Regions from separate parts of the Homo sapiens genome. Here region 1 is linked to region 2. Evidence: chromatin loops called from intact Hi-C (ENCODE). Cell type or tissue: MCF 10A. All regions are shown on one strand. Each heading gives the region's core, and the rest is flanking DNA. Links, peaks and the distances in the headings are about the cores only. Region 1 overlaps LOC101927314 (a long non-coding RNA gene). Region 2 overlaps KLHL32 (kelch like family member 32).

The links. Peaks named below come from ENCODE experiments on the same cell type or tissue, not always from the same donor. Only the 100,000 strongest peaks of a DNase experiment are listed, where the experiment ranks them.
Region 1: a loop joins it to region 2, with 4 times the contacts of the local background. A loop is called at or near these places in 8 of 110 quality-filtered maps.

What each region holds. Positions count from the first base shown.
Region 1 is chr6:97,433,109-97,442,118 of GRCh38, forward strand. The region is part of intron 1 of LOC101927314 (a long non-coding RNA gene); the gene reads left to right. Among named protein-coding and RNA genes, the nearest start is that of MMS22L, 150 kb to the left of the region's middle. In MCF 10A, for the core only: a CTCF peak has its summit at 4,064 (motif pointing left); no DNase peak of the experiment used is centred there.
Region 2 is chr6:97,068,377-97,077,386 of GRCh38, forward strand. All of the region lies in intron 5 of KLHL32 (kelch like family member 32), which reads left to right. Among named protein-coding and RNA genes, the nearest start is that of KLHL32, 150 kb to the left of the region's middle. In MCF 10A, for the core only: no CTCF peak of the experiment used is centred there; no DNase peak of the experiment used is centred there.

The sequences.
Region 1 (9,010 bases), core at 594-8,593, 360 kb after region 2:
AAATGGCAGCCCATCCAAATTGAGTCTGAAATTTCTTCAGGTATCTGAACAGTATTTATCCCAACAATAATGTGAGCTGTCTCTTTGTGTCAAGAGTTATAAAGCCAGCCTTTTAGAGGAGTTAACACACATTATGCCAGATCTCTGTCTTGAAACTTTTTGGTCTAAAAATACAAATGTGGGACAGTTGTATGTTTTAATGGAGGGCTAACATAACCTTTACTATTCCCTCTTTCTTGCTTATCCTTCCTTTAAAGTTATATATTTCAGATTCTTGATGCAGACTGCTTTTAGAAATCTATAGATTAAACTGCTAAAAATAATAGGTTTATAGAGTTCTGTTAGTATAAGGCTCTTGAAATAATTGGGGTTTTTCTCTATCCCCTTGTTATTCTGTATAATTTTTCTGTCACTTCATTAGTGACTTCTAGTTCTTGGATTTATTTATTTAAGTTAGTTATTCCTGCTTCTATTTTCTCATATCCTCTGTTTATGTTTGTATTCTATAGTTCTGGCTCATTGTATAAGAGAAGTTTGCTGCCTTAGTGAGATTTGTAAGTACTCTCGAATGTAGAGGCTGTGTTACTGTCCTTTTATTCCCAGCATGTAGCACATGGTACATAATGGGCTGTCAGTCACTTCTAGGTTAAAATTTTGAGATGGTGTTATTTGAATTGAAGGACAGATGGGACTTGCATGAATTTTGGCGTTCAATAATCCCTCCTCTTGCATCCTCAAACACAACAAAGCACACAAAATGCCCTAAAATAAAAATTGTTTTCAATTAATTTCTCACTAATAACTATAGCTCTCTCCCAGCTGGACTCCTGATTTGAAGATGATAGTAGCTATAAATGAACATTGAATTGAGTTAAACTAAGTGTCCTAGAATCTTACCCTACAGGATCAATGGCAAGGTCCTTCCAAGGTACATCTCTTTCTTTTTGCTATGATTTCTGCTCTTGCTATCTCCTTTCTTCTAAGCAGAGGCTCTATGGGTTCCTTATTCCCTCTCCCCTACCCTTTAATTATAGCATCCAGAGTATATCAGAGAGACAGTGTCTATATCTACTTAGGTAGTGACCAATCCATGCTATACTTAAGAGAAAGGACATTCTCTCTCTCTCTCTTTCTGTCTCTTCCTCTCCTTCTCTCTCTCTCCATCCCTCTTTATCTCTCTGAGACAGGGTCTCACTCTGTTGCCCAGGATGGATTGCTGTGGCATGATCATAATACACTGTAACCTTGAACTCCTGGGCTCAAGGGATCCTCTTGCCTTTGCCTCCTGAATAGCTAGGATTGCAGGTGCATGCCACCAAACCTGGCTAATTTTTGTTAAATTTTTCATAGAGACAGGGTCTCACTGTGTTGGCCAGGCTGGTCTCAAACTCCTGGTCTCAAGCAATACTACCACATTGGCCTCCCAAAATGCTGGGATTACAGGTGTGAGCAACTGCACCTGACCTAGGACATATTTTTCTTTAACCTCTGTAATTGGTGGCTAAAGCAAAATTGCATTTTATCCTTTCTATTCTCAATTTTCTATTGTGTCTCAAGTGGAACAAGCCCGCTATGCTTTTGTGGAACTTTAAAATTAAGCTTAAGGGAAAAAATCTAAAAGAAATAGTGTGTGAAAAATTATTCTTCTTCACTTTTAGGAGCCTCAGATGATTTGCTTGTTTCAATAGATTTTCTTTCCTTATTGTCCTATTCACAAGGGCTAAAAGAATCTTCTGTAGTATCCCAAATTGATTGAACCCTGTGTCACCAAAGAAGAGCTAGCTATATGCCATGGCAAACATTTGTTGAGTATCGACAGGTATCAGGCACATTGCTTGGTGGCACTGGGGAAACAAATATGTTTCATATTCATATCCTTAAAGACTCTCAGCATAGTCGGGAAAAAGGATGTTAAGAAATAAGTGCCAGAATGGTGAAAGAGGGTAAAGTAATATGAAACTACACATTATATAATAAGAGGGGCTATCGCTTCTCTCTGATGTAGATTGTAGGAGGTCAGGGCATGCTTCCTAGTGGACATCACATTAGAATTGAACAATGAAGAGCATAGGAGACAGTGATTCCACAGGAAGCACCCTGGAGGCCAAGAGACTGCAGTGGTTGTTGACATAGCCTGAAGGATCCATTGGGCATTTTCTCAGAGATTTTCCAGGTCTCCAGAACTGATGTCTCATACTCACTTTATATCTCTGAGGGTTGTTTTAGGGTCTCTAGACCAATCCACTATTGTAGTTTTAGTTGGAGACCCTCTTGTATTAATGATATTTCCCATTGAACTGTTCTCTCCACCTGGGATCATTCTGCTGTGACTATGCCATAAAAAAGGACATTAGAAAATATGATATGAAGCTCTCTTTTCTCCATCCTATGGTTCTGAACTGTTTTGAGCTGGTCTGGAAGAGCATGCAGGCAAAAAGACACCATGAGTAGAGTGATAGATATAATTCAAATTTGGCAATGATATGAGGGGATATATGTTCTTATATTGAAGAAGTGCCTTTGGGTCTTACAAAAAGGGACAATTAACAATAATATTTACTTAATCAAAATCTCTTTTTTTCCACTTAAGAAGCCCACCGAGCACAGTGCTTATACTATTCTTCAAGGACTAGTGTACACTAATAGCATATATTATTCTTCAAGGAATATTACTGAGTCACTAGCTTGGCTATTCTACTTTGGTAGTATGGAAGTTTTTGTTATTAAGTACATTTAAAAGGCTGTGAATTTTGGTATAAAAAGAATATAATTAAGTTTCTAGTTTTAAAAATGTCAGAAATCTGCCTTAGTCAAGCGATCAATGTTAACACTAGTTGTAACACATAGTGACAACATGAATCCCTTGAAATGATGTTCTGAACAGAACACAATATCTCTTCTGTGGTATTCTTGCCAAAACTCACAACTTAGAAAGTTTCTAGGTCATGAAAGATAAGGAAAGACTGGTGAACAATTATAGATTAGAAGAGCCTAAGGAAAAATAACAAAGAAACGCAGTGTGGTGTCCTGGATGGGACATTATAACAGAAAAAGGACATTAGTGGAAAAATTGGAGAAATTTGAATGAAGTCTATAGTTTAGTTGATATTATTGTACAAAAATCAGTGTCCTGGTTTTGATAACTATGTCTAAGTACAAAATGCTAACACTAGGGGAAACTGAGTTGGGGTATACGGAACTCTGTATTATTTTGGCAAGTTTTTTTGATTTCTAAAATTAGTCAAAACAAACATTTAAAAGATCTTCATACATATGTAAATGTCATATAAATATGCAACTGGAAATAAAAGCAGATTTATTATTCATGTATTTACATTGCCAGTGATTGTTAATGGTTATTTTAAGTTTAGAGGTGTTTGTATCAATATGGACACTATAAAGTTTTGAATAAGTTTTAAAAACAATGTTATTCATATTAACTCAAAGTTTTTGGCCAGGCGCGGTGGCTCACGCCTGTAATCCCAGCACTTTGGGAGGCCGAGGCGGGTGGATCATGAGGTCAGGAGATCGAGACCATCCTGGCTAACAAGGTGAAACCCCGTCTCTACTAAAAATACAAAAAAAATTAGCCGGGCGCGGTGGCGGGCGCCTGTAGTCCCAGCTACTCGGGAGGCTGAGGCAGGAGAATGGCGTGAACCCGGGAAGCGGAGCTTGCAGTGAGCCGAGATTGCGCCACTGCAGTCCGCAGTCCCGCCTGGGCGACAGAGCGAGACTCCGTCTCAAAAAAAAAAAAAAAAAAAAAAGTTTTTGGTTTTATTTGAGTGGTTTTTGGTTGGTGTTCCTTCTCTTTAAGCTGCACTTTCTGGATATTTTTCTAAGCATTAATAATGATACTTATAGTAGATTGTAGCAGAAATAGGATTAATTTTTTTGGTTTATGAAACACTAAGTACTTTTTGAGGATAAAATTGGCTGTCAGTCCTTGGAAATGCTGTACTGATAAATTTGCTTGCTTTTAAACATTTTTTTATTTCTGCCCCCTACCCATTCTCCACCTTTTTGGATTACAAACCACAATGTTCTTGCCTTCTCTATTGCCCTCTAGGGGTAGACTAGAGAACTTGTGCCGTTGTGAATTCCTGACTGCAGTTCAGGGGGAAGAAAATAACTTGGAAGTTTCTGAATTTAGTGGAGATAAATACGGATAGCTCAGAAATATATTTACCAAATATCACAGTCTCGATCTTTGTCTAGCATTGCCAGCATGTTGTTTAAAGACCTATTGTTTATTGTGGCATATGCAAATCCCATTAGCCTTGTGCCAAGTGGAAGACTTGGGGGCATAGTAGATGCTTTATTCACAAAGACAATGTCAACAGAAGCCTTCAGGATCAATCTCTCATCTGTGATCCTTCCTCCTTCATCATGCACACCCCCTTCCCTCAGATGCCTCAGGCTCTTTGTTCCCCTTCCTAATATTAAAACCCATTCTGTTAGCTCTTTTTCGGAAATAAATGTTTGTGAAGAATTAAAATGTTATTTCACCTATTTCTGCTTTTGGAAAAAAAATCCTACACATTTACTCCCTACTAAGAATATATTATTCTTCAATTTATTTGTTTATTCTTTCATCTCTCTACTATCCTTCGGAGTTCAGGTGTTAGTAGCACCATATTTGCATCGAATATTTTCATTTGCTAAATTAAAAAAATCTCAGAAGTATCTTTACCTTTTTTTGGTAACATTGCACTTTTATAGCATTACTGAGACTTTATTTTCTAGGAATATAAGGCTAAAATGAAATTTAAGTCATAATTCAATATGGTGAATATTTTAATTCTTGACAAAAATATAACTTTTCTGAGATATATTTATTTTATGAATGCACAAAAGAAATATATATATGAGTTAATGAAAGCTTCCAATTGACATTTTTAGACTGGAAGTTAACTGAGGCCAGCTAAACGTGTTAATTAGTTGACTGTCATTTTTAAATAGAGATTTACAATATGAGTTTGAACTTATTAATATTATGAATTTCATTGTTGTTTTCCTGTGAGCTGTATGAAACTCACCACAGTAGAGAGCTGGATGGTTTCAATATCTAATGACTGAACTTTTCACCTCAGGCCTTGGGTCACATTAGGCTTTGGTTTCAAGTGATTGACAGCCATTTCATAGTAACCTGAAATGAATTGGGGGTCAAAATCATCCAAATGATGGAGAGAAAATGCCCCCGTTAGAAAAAAATAAAGGCAGAAGTAAACTAACCAGTGTAGTTGAAACTAATTGGCCTCCTTATTGGCAAAGGATTGAACGGGCACAGGGACTGAATTAATCTCTTGAATTCGGTGGCAGATCCTTGCAGGTTGAAATTGTGAATTGGCAGGTTAGCATAAGGGGTGGCTGTATCCCCCTAGCATGTGATACTTCTGTTCTGTGAATTTCCATTTTGTGGAGCTGTCAATCTGAGGCTTTTGTGAGCATTAAACTTTCTTTAGAAACAACACCACTAAAAAAAGAATGACCCCACCTCCTAAACTACCACATAAATCAGCTTGATTAGTAATCTCTATTAAGAGACATTGAGTTTTGAATTGGCTGGGGTATTGTAGGTCCAGAATGAAGGACTTGGCAGGCCCAAATAGGGAAGTTTGAACATCTGCCCTACTCCGTCCTAGCACTTCTGCAAGTTTTAAGCCTATTCACAAATGGCCTAAATTATAAAAGTGCAAACTGTAGTTCTCCACAAGCAGTTTTTCAAATAACATTAAGGGGTGAATATATAATATTAGTATTTATTGAAGGTGTAGAAATTCCATAAAATATTTTATATTAAGGAGAAAGGTAACAGTAACAGACCTTTATATTTGAGCCCATTAATACCAGCTTTCTTTTAGCATTCTTCTTTTCTGTAACAAGTGAAGTTTGATCTTGAATTTTTATTCAAAGCTCTGTAAACCAAAGCCACAGATGGGGTATTGCTGTGTCATTTCCATGGCCTTATACAGATTACAGAATGTATGCAGCTGTCCCATACTCCCTTAATAGACCTTCAGCTTTTCAATACATCTTCCACTGATGGCATTTCTGTGGATAAACATCATTTCAGAATGAAATGTGCCAGATGTCCTGCAGTGCACTTAGGTACAACAAGGCACTTTTTAAAAAAGTCGCGCCTGTATTATTTACTCATTTAGAGAATGTGACTTCTGGAATATACATTGGAAATCCAAAATTTGCTGAATGAGAGAGGAAATATTATAAATAGTTTTTAACTCATATGTACCTTAAAATTCCCTTAAATACATTTTTTCTGGACCATAAAGAAATCAATGTTTTATATCCAGGTTTCTCATAATTTTTTCCTCTAGGAGGCATAACTCAATCAAAATCTCTGGTTACTACTGAATAGAAATAGTCCTTTTTATTGAGGTTAAAAATTGCTAGATCAGGGATTTGGAATATATATGTATGTCTATATATACACACATATATATAATGTTTCCTTTAGTATAGCTAATTTTATGAAGCATTCCTTTCAACATTCTTGAGTTTTATATTCCTGCCACAAGAAAATATTATTTTCAAGTTCTGTATTTTGTTATTGTTGTTGTTAAGAGACTGGAATAGGTGATCCAAATGAAAGTAAAACACCAGTGAGAAATGGCAATTCAGGATCATTCCAATATCAGCATTTGATTCTCTCATATCAGATGCAACTATACCACATGCTCAATTGAGTGCTTGACTGACTATTGACTTATGTCATTTAACATTTTTTTACATACATACCACTCTTCAAAGCCTGCAAATCATTGACTGCAAGGACCATATCTTCTGCCACTTAATATGCCTCGTTGCTGAACACAATGTGAGATTTTAGTCAGTGGCTGTTGAGTTGATGACTACGTTTATGGTAAACTAGAACAAGGAGATGTGTATTAAATTTTTCTATGAGGAAATCCATTTTCACTTATAAGTGCTTATAGATTATACCAAAGATATAGACTTCACTTAATTGCGATATCGCAAACTGTGGTAGCTTTAGTGTTCTTCAGCATGTTTTTTATGCATTTTTCATTTTTTAAAGAGTGAGATTTGTAGAGGCAGTCCACTAATAGCTGATAAAACTGAGGTACAGACCTTTAGATGGTCCACAACTAAAGGAGATGGTGCTAGGCTGTATTTTGAAGCTTCTGAGAATCCCTAGGAATTATTTAAAAGAGACACGTCCTTCAATATTGCATAAACTAATTATCTATGAACTGTTTATCCTAAGCAAAATAATAATAATAATAATAATAAATCATAATGAGAAAATGTTACTCCAGGAACGTTGACAATTATTTAAAATCTCACTATGTATTTAATTCAAAAAGTGTGATTCTTGAGGCTGTATACTTTTCTATGTGTGCACTCCCTAAGAAAACTAGCTGAAACTTTTAATGATTTATCAAATCACTTGATAATTTTATATATTGTCAATTTACCTCCTCTTCCTAACAGCAATGTTCCTCTTAACACAAAATATACTGCATTTAGAAAACTGAAACATATTTATCATTTGTCTTGCCATCAAGGTTTTTAGAAAATATCTGCGCTGTAGTTCTGTCTCTGACAGCTGTGTGGTTAATTTTTCGATCCCTGGTATGTAGCTGTCTCTTTCGGTGCTGCTGCGTTTGCAGCCATGCTGTCAACATCCACCAGAGAGCAGAGCAGCTCCAACCCCCACATCTTTCATGCTAGAAATAGATGGAGACAGTAACACAGTCAGATCCTTGGCCAAACAACGCGGATTGCAGTTCATTTCAAAGGTCAGCACATATTTAAGCTTGCTTCATTACTGCCACCTTTATGCCTGAGATTTTCATTTAAAAAAAAAATCAGTTTACCCAGGTTCCTTTAGAGACAGAAAAATGAAAGTGCTGAGTCCTATTTTCATTTGGAGATATCAAGCTTTTTATCAAATTATAGTGGTGGCGTTTCAGAATATTTCATATCTGATCAAGAGGGAAATCCAAAAATAATTTTCTCTTTATTCAGGAGTCTTTCAGGCAGGAAAACTGTTTTATTTTTTACTTAATATTGTGCTCAAGCCAATCATTTTAAATTCATAGAGAAAGCAGACATTTAAAAACAATTTATAATAAAAATATTTTGGAGTTTAATATTTTTATTTATATTTTCTAATGAAAACACCACAATTTGTACTCTTTCGACATGTTTTAACTTATCAACTAGTAAAATAAATATACACACTTTCCTTTCTTATATTAAGGATGGTGAACAAGTGGATAATTATAAAACACTTTCTAGTTAAAAAGAAATAGTTTGCCTTTTAAGAAAAAAGCAAGGATGGTTTATTTTGTTTTAAATCAAATCTGTCCTTTTCCTATTTACCATAAGGATCTAATATACATAGGAAGAATATGATACAGTATACATTAGGAATATTAATATGGCCTGTGTATATTAAGGATTCTCAATGGTTTATGTCACAGATATCTTTAAAACTAATACTTTATTTTTAATTAAAATAATTAATTTTGAGACGAAGCTTTACATCTTCTTTGCAAAAACAGAGTTCTAGGAAATGAAAGAAAATCATTCTGAGATAGGATGTACAAGCCACTGAGAAAATACATTTTCAAAATAGTGTTTTAATAAAGGTTTTTGATACCAAAATGTGAAAAAAATTGTATAAGTGGTTTCGTTAATCATTGGAAATTAAACTGCCTATAATTTTTTTAATGACTAACAACATAAGTAGTAAAAAATTTTTCAAACTTGATGTCATGATCATTTTAGATCATTGAAATTTATATTTTTCTTGTAACACATTGTGGGAACATAATTATGGACATACCTTAGAAAGAGTTTAAAAGGAATGCCTGGAGGCTAAAGGCTTCCTAAAAGAAATACTCACATACTCAGGTTATATAGCTGAATATATATATTATATATATATATAATATATATATATATACGTATATATTTTAGTGATAATTTTAACTAGGTTATTTTAATTTTGGCATTCATGTATTTC
Region 2 (9,010 bases), core at 483-8,482:
GGAATATAGGTTTAATATCTATTGCTAGACAGCAGGTGGCAGTGTGAATCCACCAGAATTCAGTAGTTAATTTAAAGCAAAAATCAGAAAAAATAATGAAAAGAAAAATTATTTATTTTGCTACATATTAGTCTTCTGACCTAATCAGTAAAAAAGTCATTATTCACACCACACTGGGCAATATGCACTGTAATTTTTAACAAATAATAGGAAACTGTTAATGTGTTCACAGGAAATACAGTTTTGTCTTGGGCTGCTGTGGTCATTTATCAGCACACTTTGTGAAATCACTCATTTGTTCTAATTTGAATGTAAATGACTCTAAGGTTTTACAAATAAGGTGACAGACTCACATAAATGTAATTGCAGGGTTCATCTCCCTCTTTTTATATATCACTCATTAGGTTATGAATTAAATACATCGTATTAAACCAGGGGCATGTCCAATGATGATATTGTAATGGCAAATTACTCTATGCTATTAGAGGTGTATTTTTTATTCATGGACATTAATTTGTCATTAAGCGGCATTAGTTTAGCACTTTTATGTGAAAGACGTGACCTGCAAGAGGAGGCGTGCTGCTGGGATGTGAGAGGCTGGGACGCAAGGGCGATAGGTAGAGCATTTTATCATTGTAAGGGAAACAGAGAAGGGGGGGGTCTGTTGCATTTGTTTTGTTTTCTGTTTTTACAGCATGAAAGATCATTTCCTCAGATTGAAGGCATTGTTCTGTTTACAGCGTGCACATGTGGATCATCGAGTAAAGCAAAGCCCAAATTCTTACTATTCTTCACTCAGAAGCCAAGGAGGAACATAAAGGGAACAGGAGGGAGAAAGGGTCCTGCCCTAAATCTCCTTCTCTGTAACTGATGTTTACTCAGCATCCCTTGTCTTCGTTAAATTTTACACTAAGTGGGCTACAGTGAAAATTAGTTATTTTCTCTCTTCAGTTAAGGTACAAAGGTTTAAAAAATGCTATTCTCTCACTAGGGAGTTAAGGAGAATTCTGGGTGATTTTGTTCCTTTTTTTTTTTTTTTTTGTACCAATGGCAATTTCAGTAAGAAACTATGTTTCCACTTTCAATTCTGAGAAGCACTAGATTCTTGAAATACCTACATCAGGGCTGAAGGTATCTGAGTGCTGTTTTTGCATCATTCTGCACATGGTTTAATGTAGTTGGAAAATGTCTCACCACCTCCAGTTACACTGTGGGGCTTTCGAGCAGAGGGATCACACCTTATACTGATTTTATGCCTTATACCCTCCCTCCCTTCACATCGTGGGAGTTCATTATGTACTGAGGGATTGAAAGGTGCCTCCATTAAGTAATTTTTCTCTGCTTTTTAAATATTAAAATTTATGTTATAGTAGGAAAAATATACTACCAGCCTTTCATTAGTTTTGCCCACTGAATACATTTTTTTGTTAAAAATACTTTCTTCGGGGATTAAATTTGACACTGAGGAGCTCACATATTTTACAGTATTATAATAGATTATCATTTTTAATTAAGTAATACTACAATGACTTATAGGAGGTTATCTCTTCTAAACAATGTATTATTATAATTTTAATTATTAAATTAAGAGTATCACCCAAATACATAATATATAGTGGGTGTTCTGAAGACAATAACTTCTCCTCAAGATTGAGGAGAAGTTATAACTCATGTTCATTTTTCTTCAACACTGAACCATTTTTTCCCACATTAGAGAAGACAAATGATTGTACCAACATATATATTTAATATACTCATAATCAAATGCACTGAGTGCTGTTCCATAGTTCACTAGAGCTGAGGCTTTTGTGTTTGGAGAAAGTTAAAGTACAAAGTTTGGAAAACATATTACAAGTGGTTTAATCTTTTGGATTATTTTTAATCAGCGAAAATGATCAAAAAGGGTGGAAATGTATCAGACCTATTAAATCATAGCCAACTAGTAATTATTTGTTCTAATCAAGAGTATTTGCTATCTGGCATGGGTAATCCAGAATATCATATTTGCCAAATAACATTCATATTTGGCTTTGAAATGCATCATAAGATCTGCAGTAGCCATTTTAGGGTCCCAATTAATTTTTTTCATATGCTATTATGTTGGCTTTTATTCCCTAAGCCCACACTAAAGGATGTCAGGAAGCGACAGCCCAGAGGCACACTGGCTGGCCAGGGAAGTCATTTCAGCATTTTAATCTGTTATATGGATAATGTAGGATTGACTGTATCTTCGTTTGTGAGGATTTTAAAGAGGAGAAAGATTCTCCTGAAAGAATATCTCTTGAAAGAGTTCACTAATAATATTAGTCATTTCAAACCTAAGCTAACTGTTGTCAGCTGGGTGATTTTAAAATCACTTTCAGTATGCATTTTTCTTCTTAAAAATGAAGTGTTTCCAGGATTTTATTCATGCTAGAGTTCAGAATCAATAATCAAAACAAACAAACATCAATCTCACTGAGTTCCATTATTAATACTTGGAAATTGGTGGGGGGTGTGTAAAAGAAGATCTGTGTTTCATTTGAGATATTTATTCTCCCACCCACCCATCTGTAAATATTTCTAGTCATGGTGAAATGTCTCTCCTCTTTCCTGAAGCTAAACCACCTTTCTGCTCCTTATTCCATCAGTTACGCCCTGTGTTTCCTCTGGTTTTGATTTCTCCTACTTTACTGGCACTTTTCTTTCAGTTTATAAATAGGATCAATAAGGCAGGAGACACTCTTCTTCATCTCTCATTACCGCAGCTGCTCCTTGCCCTCACTACCCAACTGTACCCAGTGTCTTCACTCCTTACCTCCTGTTCATTCTTCAGGCCCATTGAACTCAGTGTTCTGCCTTCATTACTCCTCAAAAGTTCTTCCAACAAAGGTCACCAAAGCCTCCTTATTGTCTGATGCAGCAGGCCTTTGTGGTATCCTAAGTGACTCCTCTACAGCATTTAAACACCGGGAGCTGCATTCTTTCCTGCTCCTCTCTTTCTCGGGGCTCTCTCCTATTCTCCTCCTACTCATTTTCAATACCTTTACAAGTGTTCTTCCATTAGCTCCTTGACTGTCCCTCAAAGCATGGGAGCTCTGCATGGGCACCCTTCCCTTCTGCTCACTATCACTCTCTTTCATGCATCTGGGGAGGGTTACTGACTCCAGCCCTCTCTCCTGAGCTCCAGCCCTGTATGTTCAGCCAGCATTTCACTTGATATGCCACATGCTGCCCAAATTCGCCTTTGCCCAGTCTCACACACCTGTTCCTCCTCATCCTCCCTGTCTTTGTTAAGGGACCATCATCTTTCTAGTCACTCAAACCTTGGCATAATCTTACACTCTGCCAAGACCTCATGAATTCCACTAAATAGTGTTGGTTTAGCCATTTAAATCTTTCTCAGATATGCTACCTTCTCTTTCTCCTCCTTGTCATTGACGTCATTCGGGTTGGGACTATTTTTCCTGGACTGCCCTGCAATAACTCAGCTGCGCTCCCTGCCTGTAGTCTAATGCTAATCAACACTGGACAATCTAAGTTATTTGTCTGGTCCACAAAACAATTTCTTTCCCTAAAATCCAAGCTAGCTTTCCATCTTTTGGTTGCAGAACCATGTCCTTTCTATTTCTTGTCTCTATAATGTACCCTATTCTGACTGTACCCCATGGACAGCTTGTCTTAGCTCCAGGCCAGCTGCCTAGTCTACACTTCGGCTTGGGTATTTCTCAGGCACATGACCTCTCTGAGTGTGAACCCAAGCCAGAAAACCAGGAGTCATCCTAGAATCTCCCATCTCCTTGAGCCCCACATACACTGACACAGAGACCTTTCAGCCCCACCCCCTTAACTTGTTAAATCTCTCTCATTGTCTCTCTTTCCACTACTACTGTCTTCAATCAGATCCACATTACTTATTTTATGGACTAAAGCAACTTCTTGCTAACTGATGAACCTGCTTTCCCTCTTGCCCCATTCCAGTACAGAATTCCAAAATTCTGTTTGATAGATTTTGAAAAGTTTTCTTAATCCATGAAAAATTCTGTTTGATTGATTTTTTAAAAAAATCACAACCTGATCATGTCATATCCTTGCTTAAAATTATTCATTATGATGAATGTGGTTCACATAGTCTTCAGGATGAGGTTCACTCCTTTTAATTTGGTACACAGGGCCTGTCTTTATTATGAAATGTGCTATCTCTTTGGCTTTTTTTTTTTTGACAATTTACTACCCATGTGCAATGCCTGTTCCACAGTCATTATGAACTTTGTGCATTTCCCTGTACCTAATCCTCTTCATACGAAACCTCCTTTTCTGTGAATTATTTTTCCCTCACTTTGTCACCTTCTGAATTCCTATTTAACTTTCAAGTACTTGGCTCACATTGTCTCCTCTTCCAGAGTTGCCTGATCAATCTACTCAGTTGGAATTATATCTTCCTCCTCTTCTTTAATTATGGGCAATCTTCTGGGAGGCCATATTGTTTGTGTTAATTTACTTATCTGTCTCCCCAAGACATAAGTTTATGTCCCAAAGTTGTGTGATGTCGGACAAGTTACTTAACCTCTTTGCCCCCCAACTCCTCATCTGTGAAATACAGATATGGTATCCTATATACAGTCTACCTTTTAGGGATGTTGAAGGATTCAATGAGATAGTGCATGCAAAGTATCTTACAAACACAGTATCCTACATCGGTGAGTGCTCTATAAACCAGAGCCGATATAATGTGGTGCTTCACCTGTGAATTCCTCTATTAATTCCACAGTTATCCTCCTACCCAATCCCCTCACCCCTGTCTTCCCTCATTTCTGGAAATGTCAGCAAATTTTCTGCCTACTTCAAATTGACAACCTATTGGACAAATCTGTTCCTGAAATTTTGGGGAATAATCACCATTCTGTAAAAGATATTCTTCCTCTTAGCCACTTCTCTTTGATTTTGCTGAAATGCATACATTGTTTTTTAGAAGCCACAAATAATTAAATGAACCGTCACTTTCTTTCTGCCTCTGAAATTTGAAAACATCATACTGAAATTGTACTTTAATAAATAATAAAATAATGCTTTGACAAAAGCAACACAATACATGGTATTGACACTTTGTAGACAGAAAATTTTGTTGTATTGTTTCCCCTGCCCTTTCTATAATTAAAACATCTTTCTCCATCCTGGTATACAGAATCCAAGAAACAATTGGAAAAGTCTTTCATCTCTAGTTCTAGTGCATGGTGGTACTTAGAAACACATATTGTCTGATTGGATTCCTTCTGCATGTACCATAAGAGCTCCCTATGATAGAAACTTTGATTATAAAGTTGCATGATATCCTATGCTTCCTGACTAGGGAACATAAAAACTGTGTATTTATTTAAAAGAAAAAAAATCTGAATTTTTCCTTACTGGGAGAATGCTATCCATGTGTCTCATTTCCCTCCAGCTGTCTTTCTTTCCTCTGGCTTTCCTTCCAGAGGAAGGAAAGGAGTGTGAAGGGGTGGAGACTTCTCTTCCCCTCTTCCTCACTGTCTATCCACAAGTATCTTTTAGACCAGGCTACCAACCTTTTTCCTGCTGCACATCAAGGGGCATGTGCCACAGGCCCTAGGAAGTGGCTGCTTGTCTGTGTCATGGACTTGGCTCCAGATACCCTGGCCTCAGTCCTGAACATTCAGTATAACGTTTGCCTACTTCAGAGGCACAGTTGAAGGCCTCGGGTCACACAGTTTGTTTGCTGCAACAGTATATTTATGCAGGACAGAGTCATTCCTGTCTTCACTGAAATGCATACTCCAGAGTAATGATTCCTAAACTTGATTATGCAAGGAATCATCTGAATGGATGGCTAAAACAGACTGCTTGGGCCCCACTCCAGAGTTCCTGTTTCAGGAGGTCTGGGGAGGGCCTAAGAACCTGTATTCTAACAAGTTTTGAGGGATGCTGATGTCTGAACTAGGGAGCACAGTTTGAGAACTCCCGCTCTAGATTCTGTTGCCACACTGCTTTTTATCAAGTACCTGACTGTTAAGTCACTGATATTCAGATTTTGAAAGTGTATTTGTCACATTTAGATGAATTTGAATTGCTCCTAGTAACATAAAGATATTGATGCTATGTATGCTTCATAGCATCCAAAAGATAAAAAGCGAAAATAATGCAAATCTGAAACAAACAAACAAAAAAACCTTCCAGGTCTCACTCTTATTCGTAATAATGATTAAGACAGTCTGTAGGTAAGTGAGGGATTTAAAAAAAAAAAACAAAAAAACTACTTTATTAAGTTATGATTGACATACTGAGGGATGATTTAAAGTCTGCAGTACTGGGCTAATTTTCAGCAATCTGACTTTGTGTACTAGAGCAAGTAGGGAAATAGATGATAATGACTTCTATACTATTCTTTTAAACATTTTTAAACTGATTTTGCCTATCCTGGTTCAAAAAGTACAGTTATTGAAATTTTAGTTTTAAAACCCTAGTTGCTCAGATAAACTATTTTCAATTAAAAGAAAATATATATATATATTAATTTCTTATATATATTCCATATTCATTGGCAATCTCCTTACGTGCTGAGTCAGGTTTAGTGAACTTTGAAACAGCATTTTGCAGCACGTAGTGACTGGGGCCAGAATTATTAGTTATTGTTGACGGCTATGTTTCACTTCCTCCCTACTAGATTTCCAGCTTACTAGAGAATTTCCCAAGGAACAATATAAAATTATTCATGAGCCTTGGGTATTATGCATACAATTGATTATGAAAATGTACTAGTAACCTAATTGTAGAATTCCTCTGTTACACAGCACAAATGTATTTAAATAGGCCTTGCAAGACTCCAAAAATTAGAGCATGCTGGAGTTTTCCTTGTACTTTTGAATTGCTGCTAATACTTTGTTTTCATTTAATCAAATTGTATCATATACATATGCATATCAATGTTTGAATATATCATTACATACAGTTGTCCATACATATTTACATATTTATATACAAAATATGCCTATATCTCTCTGTATGTTTATACATATAAACATATCTGAGTTTGATTATTTTATCATATTACAAGTTATCTGGCCTGCATTGTCAATGAATTGCTCATTTTTTCTTCTATAACAATTAGACTTTATCCTATCAACTCTATGACAATGTTGAGAAAATTCACAGAGCCCTTCACATGCACAATAAACATGATAACTTCTTTCCTATATAACTGATCCCAAGGCTATTAAAAGGTTTGGATTTTGTTTATTTATTGGTTTGTTTCAACCTGTTCCAAAGGCCAGACCTTACCGCACATCCACACCAGCCCCCTTTATGTTGCTTTCTCTACTCCTGGAGTACCAACCTTTCCTGCAGCACCAGGTTAGGTAGTCACATAATACCTTGATTTATAACTCAGTTGTAATCAAAATAGGAAACAGGTGGAATCACAACTGGGTATGGTGCCTTGGATATTAATGGCTTGGCTCAGCAGTGGAATTTCTAAAGCCGTATACACTTTTTTGTCTTAATTATGCATTCATTAAAAGCTTTTATACCCAACAGAATAAAGTAAATATTTTTTGATCTCCATAGTGTGCTCCCAGACTGTAGATTTGCACAGCGGGGTCTTGATAATCTGAATAAATTGTATTTCCCCAAGGAGTTTATCTTTCAAATAAGGTCATAAAGAAATGCAGCTCCCCCATCCGTAGATTTCTCCATGTGCCTTTTCTGCTATGAGTAATATAGAGCTTGAGAACCAGAGTATATTATAGTAATACATACTTGCTTATGGTCCAGTATAATGTCTCTATCTGTTCTCCCTGCTTATCTCCAGTGAAGTATTTTTTGAGTACAAAAGAAATGACAGCTATGGTTTTTGCTGACACTCATAGAAAAACAATGTCCATATTAGACATTCAGTGTTTTCTTCCCTTTACCCGCTCAGTGAGTATGGACTATGCAAAGCTATAGTTTAAGTACTGTTAACAGCATTTGTAAAAGGGAGTAATGATAGCTACTGTATGTTGAGCATCTACTATGTAGAAGGTACTTTATCTGCACTTTTGAGAATCCTTATCACAGATCTGGAATGCAGTGTCACTTTTCGCAATTTTTAGATGAGAAAATTAGACTTGAAAAGATTAACCACTTCCTGAGGCCATCCAGATGGGTCAGCTCCAAATCATGTGTTTTTCCTACAGCTCTAAACTAAAGACACCACCAGTGCCTTGTTCCCGCAGTTTACCACCCAGTGAAGGAGACAGGGAAACTATGAAATTAGGAACCTAAGTAAATATGCACAATTAGGTGTACTTATAATATTTCTAAATCATGAAGACTAAGATGGCAATGCACCTCATGGTGCATACGTATGCTAAAAGTAGCACACAGTTCTGAAAAGTTCAGGAAATAGCTTTTTCCCATCTTTTTAGGTTGCCATATTTATCTCCAGTGTAGCTAACATTTCTAGGCACGTACCTTTATTTAAATATTAAATAAATGTATTAATATTTAATAAATTATTTACATTGTAAAATATTTAAATATTTTTAGAGGAGCAGGAAAATCTATGTTTTTGCCATAAACTAAGAAATAAAAGCAATAAAATTTGAAATTTTAAAGATGTGGCATTTTTTCTTGCCTACCCACTGTATATCAATCAAAACTTGCTAGGTAGCCACTTTCTGAAGACAGAGAGGAAGATCTAAAGAACTAAAGATACTATCTGCACCTTTATGCACAGCTGGAGAGAGAAGAGTCAAACAAATGATACAAATAGCAAGTGCAATTAAAAGTCAGAGGAGGGAAAGTCCTCCAAGCTGGAGTGGCCTGCCTTTCCCTGGAGATGGAATCTGATCTGGGTTGTCCCGCAGAAGGGAAGGGCATTTATATTACAGAACTTCCCCTTTCTCACAAGCTTTTTAAAGTCTACTGAAGCAAACGATGTCTTTAAATCTTTCACAAATAATAATCATTTGTGACAAAAGAGTCTCAAAGTTCTGCTTATGGTATAAAGGAAAATTAATGTGAATTCATTTGATAA